2 separate regions of the Homo sapiens genome follow, and region 1 is linked to region 2. Evidence: chromatin loops called from intact Hi-C (ENCODE). Cell type or tissue: heart left ventricle. All regions are shown on one strand. Links, peaks and the distances in the headings refer to the core of each region. The heading gives the core; the rest is flanking DNA. Region 1 overlaps LOC105370364 (a long non-coding RNA gene). Region 2 has its middle 46 kb from the start of LINC00368.

Region 1 (5,377 bases), core at 105-5,104, 110 kb after region 2:
AGCCCTCTTGTCCTCCCGGTATCCCTGAGTCACATGGCAGCCCAGTGTGCCCAGCCCCTCCCCCCATACCCTGCAGCACTTGCCCGTCCACGCAGCCTGAGACCCTCCGTCTGGAGCGCGTCACACCATGAATCCCGAGCTGCTGTCTGTGAACTCCAAAGACTTTGGCAAATGAGCCATTGCCGAGCCACATGGCTGGCTTTTCATAGCCCGAGCACAGAGCCAGACATTGAGACCCTGTCACCTTCACTCACCTCCACTGGTGCTTCCCAAGCACCCACCACGTGCCAGGCACTGTCCTAGGCTCTGGGGTTTCTACATAAAACAGAGAGCCCTGCCTGGGAGCTTACCTGCTAGAGAACAGTTAGGTGGGCCTCCCTGTCCCCTCTTAAAGCATTGGGGTTCTGACTTTTCCATCCAGCCTGTCGGCTGCTGCTCCCAGCCCCTCACTGTCCACAAGCGTGGGAAGCCGGCCAGCTCGTCCTTTGTTAAAATGCCGAAGAGGACGGTCCCGGGAAGCGTCGCTGGAGACCTCCCTGCTACACCAGTTGTCATCGAGCACAGGCCAGGAGCTTCTCTGAAGTGGGGCCCCTAGCCCCCCATGTTCAGACTTTGCCAGGCCAGTGTCAGTCCCAGGACCACAAAACCCCAGGCCACAAGGTCTGCTCGTGCCCCAGCAGCAGGGACCAGGCCAACACACGCGGTGTAGAAAGGGCAGTGAGCGGTCGTTCAAGCTACAGCCAATTTCCCAGATTGTGCTGCTGTCCAGGACAACCTCTGCTGCTTTAGATACAATTTCATGATTGACCTTGTCAAGATTCCAGTTCCCTGGGACTTGACTGTTCTGCAGGGAGAACCACAAATTCTCCTATAACTCTAACAGCAAAAGACAGGGGCCTCTGCACTGATGAAGCTCCTGTACGTCACCAGCACCTCTAGGTGTGGCCGTCGGCAACAGAAGCCCCGGAGGTGACAGTGGGGACTTCCAGAGCCCTGGCAATGTTGGACAGTGAAGAACCAGGAGTCCCCAACCTCCTGGTACTGACATCCCAGGAATGAGATCCACAGCCGGCCGCTGTGAGGGGAGGAGGAGGAGGACCAGCCCAGCTCCGCCAAGCTTGGAGTTGTCAATGGGTTTTGAGGGAGAATGCAGGGGAAATGACACTGGACAGGGTGGCCCCACAGGAGAGCCAAAGGCAGCCTGACGCAGCCAGCGCCCCCTCCGTCCTCCTGCCCCGGACACATCCACAGGGCTCTCCCCTCCCTCCACAACTGAGGGCTCAGTTCCTCCTGTCCCCTGGTGTCCCCCCAATCCTGCTGGTGCCCATCTCCCCTCACACTGCACGCTGCCAGGCTCATCTGAGCCCCCACCCCCATGCCCATGCCAGCCTGGCCCTCTCTGGGCCTCTTGAATCCTAGCACACCCGGAGCACCCCCAGGGGCCATCCCAGCACCTCCCACTCAGATGACCAACCGGCCTCATTCCATTCAAGGTGCCTCTCCCTGTCTCTCCTTCCAGTCACCCAGCGCCTTCCTGGGAAACTGAAAGCAAGAATTCTGCTCCCTGAGCCCCACACCCACTCATAGAGCCAGAGGATCAGGCTCTGTTGGGGGCTGGGTGGGGCTGGAGCACAGGCTTGGAGCCGGTCTGACCTGGGTTCCAATCCCAACTTGGCCCCTATGAGCTGTGTGACCTTGGGAAGACCTTGGGCAAATGACCGCGCATCCTAAGCCTTCTTCATCTTCAAAGTGGGATAATCACAGCACCTGTACTGGGTGTTGAGGAGATGGAAGGAGATGCTGTCTGCAGAGGGTTGAGTGCAGGGCCCGGCACACAGGGAGCGCTTGGTACTCACCCCCTGCACCTGGGGAAGGCCACCCTGTGCAGCCCTAAGAAGGCATCTGTGTGGGGCGTGGACACTCAAAGAAGGGGAGTCTAATGCTACCAGCCACACCCGTCAGCCTCACAGCCCATGCTTATTGGTGGAGTGAGCCACGGTGGGTCTGAAACATAGGCTCTAAGAACAGTTAATGAAACACCCAGTTTCTCAAGAAACTCTGTTCTTTCCAACAGGAGATCATCTAAAGCAGAAGAGAAAGCTGCATGAAAGTGTACTGAGAGCCAGTTACTACAGGCGGACGCCACGCCAGGCTAGGACTAGGGCCGCCGGCAGAGCCTGCACTCTCCACTCACTCCCACCCTTGGGGCAGACGCCGAATTATGGAACATTCTGTATAAAGGAAAACTGTCTTATTCTAAGGATGACAAACAAAATAAACATATTTAAATATTAAGTTAGAGGCAACATGGTTTTTTTCCTTAATAAAAAGAGATGAAAACCTAATTAACTCTGGAAAATAACAGCATTCGAAGCTTGCTATTGTCTGATAGCATAAGCTTTGAAGAAACATAACCTCAGAGCCTGCGTATTTGTCAGCGTTCTCTAGGGAAACTAATAGGATGTGCGTGTATGTGTGCGTGTGCATGTGTGTGTGCGTGTGCATGTGTGTGTGCGTGTGTGTGGATGTGTGTGCGTGAGTGTATGTGTGGTGTGTGTGTGCATGTGTATTTGTGTGTGTGAATATATGCGTGTGTGTATGTGCGTGTGTGTGAGATATTTATAATATGGAATTGGCTCATGTGATTATGGAGGCTGACAAGTCCCAAGACCTGCAGAGTCTACAAGCTGGAGACTCAGGAAGAGCTAATGTTTCAGTTCCAGTCTTAAGGCAGGAAACAGCCCATGTCCCAGCTGCAGGCAGGCAGGAGGAGTTCCGTGTATTCAGAGCAGAGCCAGCCTCTGTCCTGTTCAGGCTTTCAGAGTTGGAGGACACCCACCACCCATCTAGGGAGCCCCGTCTGCTACAATCAAGCTACACACTCAAATGCGAATCTCTCCCAAAACACCCTTACAGACACACCCAGGAGAATGTTTGACTGAATATCTCAGGATATCACAGGCACCCTGTGGCCCAGTCAAGTTGACACATAAGATTCACCATCACAGCCCGTGATGGATTATGTCTAAGAACAGAGTCTAGGAAAGTCTGCCCTCTCACCCTTTCCTACTGCAGCACATTGCAAAACACACATACACAGGTGCAGAATATGTGTGCACACAGAGAACACCACTGCCTCCTGGTGCTCAGCAAGGGCTCTTTGCGCTTTTGTGGTGTGGAGAGGGAACAGCATTACCAAAGTGTCTGGGTTGAGTGTCACAGAAAGCCAGGGCTCATATTCTGCCTCTGTGTAGTCAGGCTAGTCACGACCAGGGGCCAAACTCAAAGGTTGTTAACAGTATTTTGAATGTCAGCCCTGAAGGAAACCAAAGTCTCTACAGAGGAAAACAAAACAAAACAAAACAAAAAACAAAACGCTTTCCAATTCCCAGGAAATGACTCACTTTCAAGAAATTTTCAATGCATTGAAATTCCAGTTTATCAAAAGGGAAAAAGTTATGGTGAAGAGAGAATGGAAGGTCGTTGGGGAGCTGGCAAAGACTTGTAGAGATAAACCCTGTCATCAGTATTTCACCTGCAAAGGACTCGACTCACCAACATTCTCTGGGAAACAAGAACCTTTCTTTCAGCAACTGTCAGCTTGTTGCAAGTTTTTGTATGCAAACTGGTTCTGGCTGTAGACAAGCTGTACCTACCTCTGTTCAACACATTGATATGATCAGGCTGGGGGGTGTTATTTACATTAAAGTGTGTGATTTTTCCCATTTCTCCAGAAAGGCAGGAGAAGTTCATGATCGTATCTTAGAACATCTCTAGATAGAGAACTTTTGTTCCCTAGGGACAGTCTTAGCAATGGATTGGTGTTCTTTCCAAAACACCATTCCAAAGGCGGTTAGAAATGGAATCAAATGATGCCATTTTATTTGTAATTCCAGCTGTGCTCTCTTCTGAAAAGACAAAAATGTCCCATCACCTCTTTCCATGATGTCCTGCTACTGACTTACTCAGTAACTAGTGAGTCACTAGTCGCTGCCTCAGTTTTCTCATCTGGACACAAGGGGTTGCATGAAAGGCCTGGAAGGGCTATTCCAGTAAAAACAGTCTCTGATTCGAATCCCTCAGTCCTTTGTTTGCCCTTCCAGTAAGTCGGTAGCAGGGCAGGATGCAAATATTTCTGATGCCCAACACTATCCTATTTCTACTAAACCATTCCATAATTGTTTATCAATAAATGGATCAACAAATGGATATTTCACTGTTTATTTAGTTATTTATTTATTTATTTTTGAGACGGAGTCTTGCTCTGTCACCCAGGCTGGAGTGCAGTGGTGTGATCTCGGCTCACTGCAACCTCTGCCTCCCAGCTTCAAGCGATTCTCCTGCCTCAGCCTCCCAAGTAGCTGGGACTATACAGGTACCCGCCACCACGCCCAGCTAATTTCTGTATTTTTAGTAGAGACAGGTTTTTGCCATGTTGGCCAGGCTGGTCTCGAACTCCTGACCTCAGGTGATCCACCCACCTTGGCCTCCCAAAGTGCTGGGATTACAGGCATGAGCCACCACATCTGGACTTCATTTTTGTTGTTGTTCTTTTTTTAATTTTTAGTTTTTCCTCAGCTCTCCCCTCAACAACTGGATATTTCAAAAAGTGACTATTTCAATGTGAATTATTTTCTTTGTCTTTTGGCTTTATACTTGACTTCCAAGAAACATTTTTTGTGATTGATGAATTGTTCCCATGCACATTACATCACTGAATCCTCACAAAAGTGCTGTTAGATAGACATCACCTCCACTTTATATGAGGAAGACTGAGGACTCAGAGATAACCAACAACTTACTCACCGTCACACCATCATGTGGCCAGTGGTCAGTGGGGATCAACATTCCAGCCCAGGCCTTCCAATCCAGAAGCCACAATCTCCCCACTAAATTTCTTAAAATCATGACCGCATCATTGTTTGCCAATCAGGATATTTTGATGGAATCAATTTTCCCCCAGGGAATGCTCTGACACCATACTGACCCCAGATAAGACTGTATTAGTCCGTTTTCATGCTGCTGATAAAGACATACCTGAGAGTGGATAGTTTATAGAGAAAAAGAGGTTTAATGGACTCACAGCTCCATGTGGCTGGGGAGGCCTCAAATCATGGCAGAAAGTGAAAGGCATGTCCTACCTGGCTGCAGACAAGAGAGAATGAGAGAATGAGTGAAAGGGAAAACCCCTTATGAAGTCATCAAATCTCATGAGACTTATTCACTACCCTGAGAGCAGTGTGGGGGAAACTGCCCCCGTGATTCAATTATCTCCCACCAGGTCCCTCCCACAACACATAGGAATTATGAGAGCTACAAATTCAAGATAAGATTTGGGTGGGGAAACAGCCAAGCCATATAAAAGACAAAATATACA
Region 2 (5,377 bases), core at 125-5,124:
GGAAAATGTGATAGGACTAAAAAAGTATGAGCTGAGTGTAGCAAACTGTGGAAAGCAAAGCCTGTTTCTTCAGATTTCCCTTGGTGTCCCTCCAGATACAGGGAGGGCCCCTCTCACATGAGGGTCTCGTGACCTGCTTCTCACATGAGGGTCTCGTGACCTGCTTCTCACATGAGGGTCTCGTGACCTGCTTCTCACATGAGGGTCTCGTGACCTGCTCTCACATGAGGGTCTCGTGACCTGCTTCTCACATGAGGGTCTCGTGACCTGCTTCTCACATGAGGGTCTCGTGACCTGCTTCTCACATGAGGGTCTCGTGACCTGCTTCTCACATGAGGGTCTCGTGACCTGCTCTCACATGAGGGTCTCGTGACCTGCTTCTCACATGAGGGTCTCCTGACCTGCTTCTCACATGAGGGTCTCGTGACCTGCTTCTCACATGAGGGTCTCGTGACCTGCTTCTCACATGAGGGTCTCGTGACCTGCTTCTCACATGAGGGTCTCGTGACCTGCTTCTCACATGAGGGTCTCGTGACCTGCTTCTCACATGAGGGTCTCGTGACCTGCTCTCACATGAGGGTCTCGTGACCTGCTTCTCACGTGAGGGTCTCGTGACCTGCTTCTCACGTGAGGGTCTCGTGACCTGCTTCTCACGTGAGGGTCTCGTGACCTGCTTCTCACATGAAGGTCTCGTGACGTGCTCTCACATGAGGGTCTCGTGACCTGCTTCTGGGGAAGGTCAGAAAATTCTTCCTGCATCTGCCACCTGAAAATATTCGACTGGAAATACCCAGTGTGCCAGGCACCCCAGTGTGTGGGTAGTAATAGCCAGTGTGCCAGGTGCCCCAGTGTGTGGTAGTGTGTCCTGACCCTGTCCGTTGTAACACAGACAGGGCGGGGTGGCTCATAACACCTGCGGCGGGCTGAGGGGGCTGGCGAACGCTTGAGGTACGAGCACGTGTGTGTTTTGTATTCCCACTTTCACCTAGTGCTTCTAGTGGATGAAATCACACAGAAACAAATGCATATCTTGCATTATGCTCAAAATGTTTTCTAATACTTCAAATGTGCTGGGAAAAACTTACATTTTCTAAACAAGTACTCCAGCAGCACTGACCAGCTGCCTGCCAGCTGCGCTACAGTCCCCACCCTCCTGGCGTCTCACCAGGCAGAGACCTCCTGGAGGCAAAAGGGGTAGACAGGGAAGAGATGCGACCCCTCTCTGTTGGAAATCCTCAAAACTTCTCTCTATGCTCTTCCCTTAATTTGTTCTTGTGGGCAAGAGAGATGTAGGAGTGTGTCACACACGTGTATGAATGTGTGCATATGCCTGTGTGTGAATGTGTGTGCATATGCCTGTGTGTGCATGCATGCGTGTGAGTGGGTGCATATGTCTATGTGTGCATGCATGATGTGTGTGAGTGGGGGCATACATTTGCACATGCATGCATGTGTGTGAGTGAGTGCATATGTCTATGTGTGCATGCATGCATGTGTGTGAGTGGGTGCATGGGTTTGCACATGCATGCATGTGTGTGAGTGGGTGCCTATGTCTATGTGTGCATGCATGCGAGTGGGTGCATATGCCTGTGTGTGCAAGCATGTGTGTAAGTGGGTGCCTACCTTTGCACATGCATGCATGTGTGCACACACACATGAGCTGCTGCATAGATACATGAAGAAGAACTGGGCCACCATGAGCCCTGGCATCATGGAAGCTGTTAGGAGAGAGCCTCCCTTCCTCTCGGAGGGCCCTGTGGTGACCTTGCTTATGGCCTGAGTGGGCAGAGAGGTGCCTGGTCTTTAAGGGCTCCTGCACAGCAGGACAGATGACCTGACAGAGCGATGACCGTGAGAATGAGGCCTCTGATGGGTGACAACGTTTCCTGGTTTTCTATCCAGGAGGCTGATTTTTTGGCCTGAGGTGTCTGGACATATCACAGAAGGTAGACCCTGAGGACAAAAGTCAGACATTTCCAGAATCGAGAGATGAGGGCTTAGGGCCACCCTTATTTAATAACAAAAGGACTGTGACCTTGTTCTATAACCCAGGCTGGCTGAGGAATGTTTAGCAAACTGAACACACTTTGCTTCCCCAGTTCCCGTCGTTGTAGACAGAAACCTGTTTGCTTCCTCTGTAGGTTCTGTGTTTCCAGTGAGTAGGATCTTGTTAGAGGCTTCATTCATTCATAGCCACAACAAATGTCCAAGTCCCCCCAAACTGCCCCAGTTTTCTAAGTGAGTGAGTTTCCAAGTTCCTGGAACTTGGAGTCAGAATAAAAGGTGAGCCACCAGAGGGCACCCCAGGCATAATTAAATTGCTCAGGAATTCTCCCCCCTTCCCCACTGCGCACCCCAATTCTGAACTGGATGGCTGGCAACCCGCCAAGGGTAGGTCTGGTCAAATGTGCAGTTAGAGGTCAGTGCTGGTGCGGCCCCGCCCCAGCTCCACACCCCTCCCCAGCTCCAAAACCCCTCCCCTGAGTGTCCTTCGGTTTTTCCCGCAACCTCGGCCTCTTTGCACCCTACCACCCCTACTCCACACACATGAACAGGTGCACACAACGCACACACCTGCACACACACGCACACACATGCATGTGCACACACACACCCCTGTAATCCTGCCCTTCCGCCTCCATCTCCAGGGGACAGGACCAAAGCGAGTACGGTTTCTCTCATGGTCCCCTCATCACCAGTGCTCTTTGGGTCAAAGAACCAGGCAGCCCAGCCTTGTCCCCTCGGGCAGCTTGATGTCATAAGAGGAAGATGTGGAGAAGCTGCGGGGGCCTCGCAGCCTCTGCAGAAGTGGTAGGGGCCGCTGTATCAACCAAGATGCGGCAGCCTACGAGCCTGAAGTCAGGTGCAGAGACCAAGACGACCTGCAACTCCATTTGTTCCATAGAGCTGTGCTTAAAATTGCCAATTTTCTCAAAATTGGTGAGAAGTCTAATGCAGCCCTGCCTTAGAAATGTGTATGGTGACTGGCCCCAAACACTCTGTCATCCTTGCCCATGGCTAGCCTGGCACCCAGTAATTCCACATGGACCCTTTTGCTGTGGAAGCCCACGTCACAGCACTGAGGCCAGCTGAACCTGACTGTGACTGGACGGGACCGCATTGTTCTATACACATGAAACTTGCAAATACCGGGATGCTGCTGCATTGTCCCCGGGGTGACATGGGGCTGGGAGTCAGTTGCAGAGAGATGACCCTTCAGGCCACGTGTGGGTGAAACCACTCACAGAGGGCCAGGCGCGGTGGCTCACGCCTGTAATCCCAGCACTTTGGGAGGCTGAGGCAGGCGGATCACTTGAGGTCAGGAGTTCAAGACCAGCCTGGCCAACATGGCGAAACCCCATCTCTACTAAAAATACAAAAATTAGCCGGACTTGGTGGTGCACGCCTGTAGTCCTAGCTTCTCAGGAGGCTGAGCAGTAGAATCACTTGAACCTGGGAGGTGGTGGTTTCAGTGAGCCAAGATCATGCCACTACACTCCAGCATGGCCAACAGAGCGAGACTCCATCTGAAAAAAAAACAAAAAAACAAAAAAACCCACTCACAGAGACCAAGTGGAATGGGAAATGTGAGAAGAGAACAGAGCTCAAGGAACGAGGCCGTTGAAGTCCCAAGTCCTCCACATGCAGCAGGGCCCTCACTGGTGAGAGTTCCCCAAGAGGGAGGCGAACAGGGTAGACAAACTCCAGGGCTGTGCAGTGAAGCCTTCTTTCTTTTGAAAGGATTTTCTGCAGTTGCCTTCCCTGGAATACTTAGGCTTAAGTTTACATGGGGCTGGTCAATTTGCTTACAAAGACCCATAGCTGTTTTCCATCATATTTCTGTAGGTGGTATTTAATGAAATTTCTCCATGATGCTTCTAGGAGCTGATATTGTGGAGTATGTCCCTACACCTACATCATTTCTACTTCTGCTGAAAATGTTTTGACAAGGATGTGCTCACTGATGGACATGCATATCCTTTTTATGGACTGGACATTGCTGCATGTCGACTTATCACTACCACTCTTCATGTGGACGCCTTCCACAAACACGCCATCTCTCCCACCTGGCTAGCTGTGCCTTCTGCTGTTTGAGAGTGTGTGCGTGGAGCAAGCTGAGGTAGCAAGGTGCCAGAGCTAGCCCACGGGGCCAGAGCTAGCCCACGGTACCAGAGGTAGCCCACAGGAGCTCTGCCCTAGATCCTCTTTCCAGGTTTTCAGGGAGTGACTCTCTGCATCCCGACCTGCCCCAGGGCACTGCCTGGTCCCTTGTCTACTGTCCTCCCTGACTCACGTGGGAGCCAGTCTGTTCCCCTACAATGACTTTGCCATTCTAGAAAGAACCTTAAAATTAATTTTATCTAAAGGGAAAGAAAAAGACCCTCAGTCCTCTCAATTTTATTAGGAACTTATTGATTTAAAAAATAAATACACTGTCCTCTTTTTCTGATGAAGACAGAGAACCACAGGACTCCACTTTTCTGAGGCTCGTTCTTGTTCCAGCATCAGCATGTTTACCTGGGTCTCCCTAACTGTACATATTGTGAAACACAAATCCTATTCCTAAGAAAGAGGGAAAGCTGAAGACTTTTCAGAAACTTTTTTTTTTTTGAGATGGAATTTTGCTCTTGTTGCCCAGGCTGGGGTGCAATGGCGCGATCTCGGCTCACTGCAACCTCTGCTTCCCAGGTTCAAGCGATTCTCCTGCCTCGGCCTCCTGAATAGCTGGGATTACAGGTGCTTGCCACCACGCCCGGCTAATTTTTTTGTATTTTTAGTAGAGACGGGGTTTCTCCATGTTGGTCAGGCTGGTCTTGAACTCCCAACCTCAGGTGATCTGCCCACCTCAGCCTCCCAAAATGGTGAAACTCATATTTTAAATAACAAAGTAGAGAAGATATAGACACAGAGCTTAGATTCATCATGCCATACTTTGCATTTTCTTACCTCATTTCTATGTTTACAACCAGATTTTGACAATGAATTGGTATTTTCCTGTACATAGATAATAGATATTATTTTCTATTTCATGTACAGTCAATTCATGAACAAAAGCAACCAAAGTGGTGACTGGGCTTGTGTTCTGTTGTCTGTTTACTTAGTGATCATTTAACGAGTCCTGATTGAGGACCTACTGCATGCTGAGTGCAGAGCCAGAGCTGTGGACAAGACAGTGGGCGAGGTGGCCCAGCCTGCGGGGCTGTGGACTAGAGGGTGGGCGAGGTGGCCTGGCTGTGCCCTCACCAGCCCATGTTTTACTCCCATTGTGCCTTGCACTTCCCTTTTCAGTTCTCACTTTTCTTTTCTTATTTCTCGTGTAAATTAAGTGTCTTAAAAATTAATAATATTATGTCATATTTTATGTAATCTGAGGCAA

The links. Hi-C counts contacts between places; a loop is a spot of excess contacts. Peaks named below come from ENCODE experiments on the same cell type or tissue, not always from the same donor. Only the 100,000 strongest peaks of a DNase experiment are listed, where the experiment ranks them.
Region 1: a loop joins it to region 2, with 2.5 times the contacts of the local background. A loop is called at or near these places in 52 of 110 quality-filtered maps.

Annotation. Positions count from the first base shown.
Region 1 is chr13:110,942,247-110,947,623 of GRCh38, reverse strand. LOC105370364 (a long non-coding RNA gene) reads left to right here. Exons shown (of 3, transcript XR_931732.3): 3 at 2,075-2,168. Among named protein-coding and RNA genes, the nearest start is that of LINC00431, 21 kb to the left of the region's middle. RefSeq lists an enhancer at 5,043-5,292. In heart left ventricle, for the core only: a CTCF peak has its summit at 3,139 (motif pointing left); no DNase peak of the experiment used is centred there; H3K27ac peaks cover 553 bases.
Region 2 is chr13:111,047,370-111,052,746 of GRCh38, reverse strand. No RefSeq gene overlaps it. Among named protein-coding and RNA genes, the nearest start is that of LINC00368, 46 kb to the left of the region's middle. RefSeq lists an enhancer at 306-805. In heart left ventricle, for the core only: a CTCF peak has its summit at 2,299 (motif pointing right); no DNase peak of the experiment used is centred there; H3K27ac peaks cover 76 bases.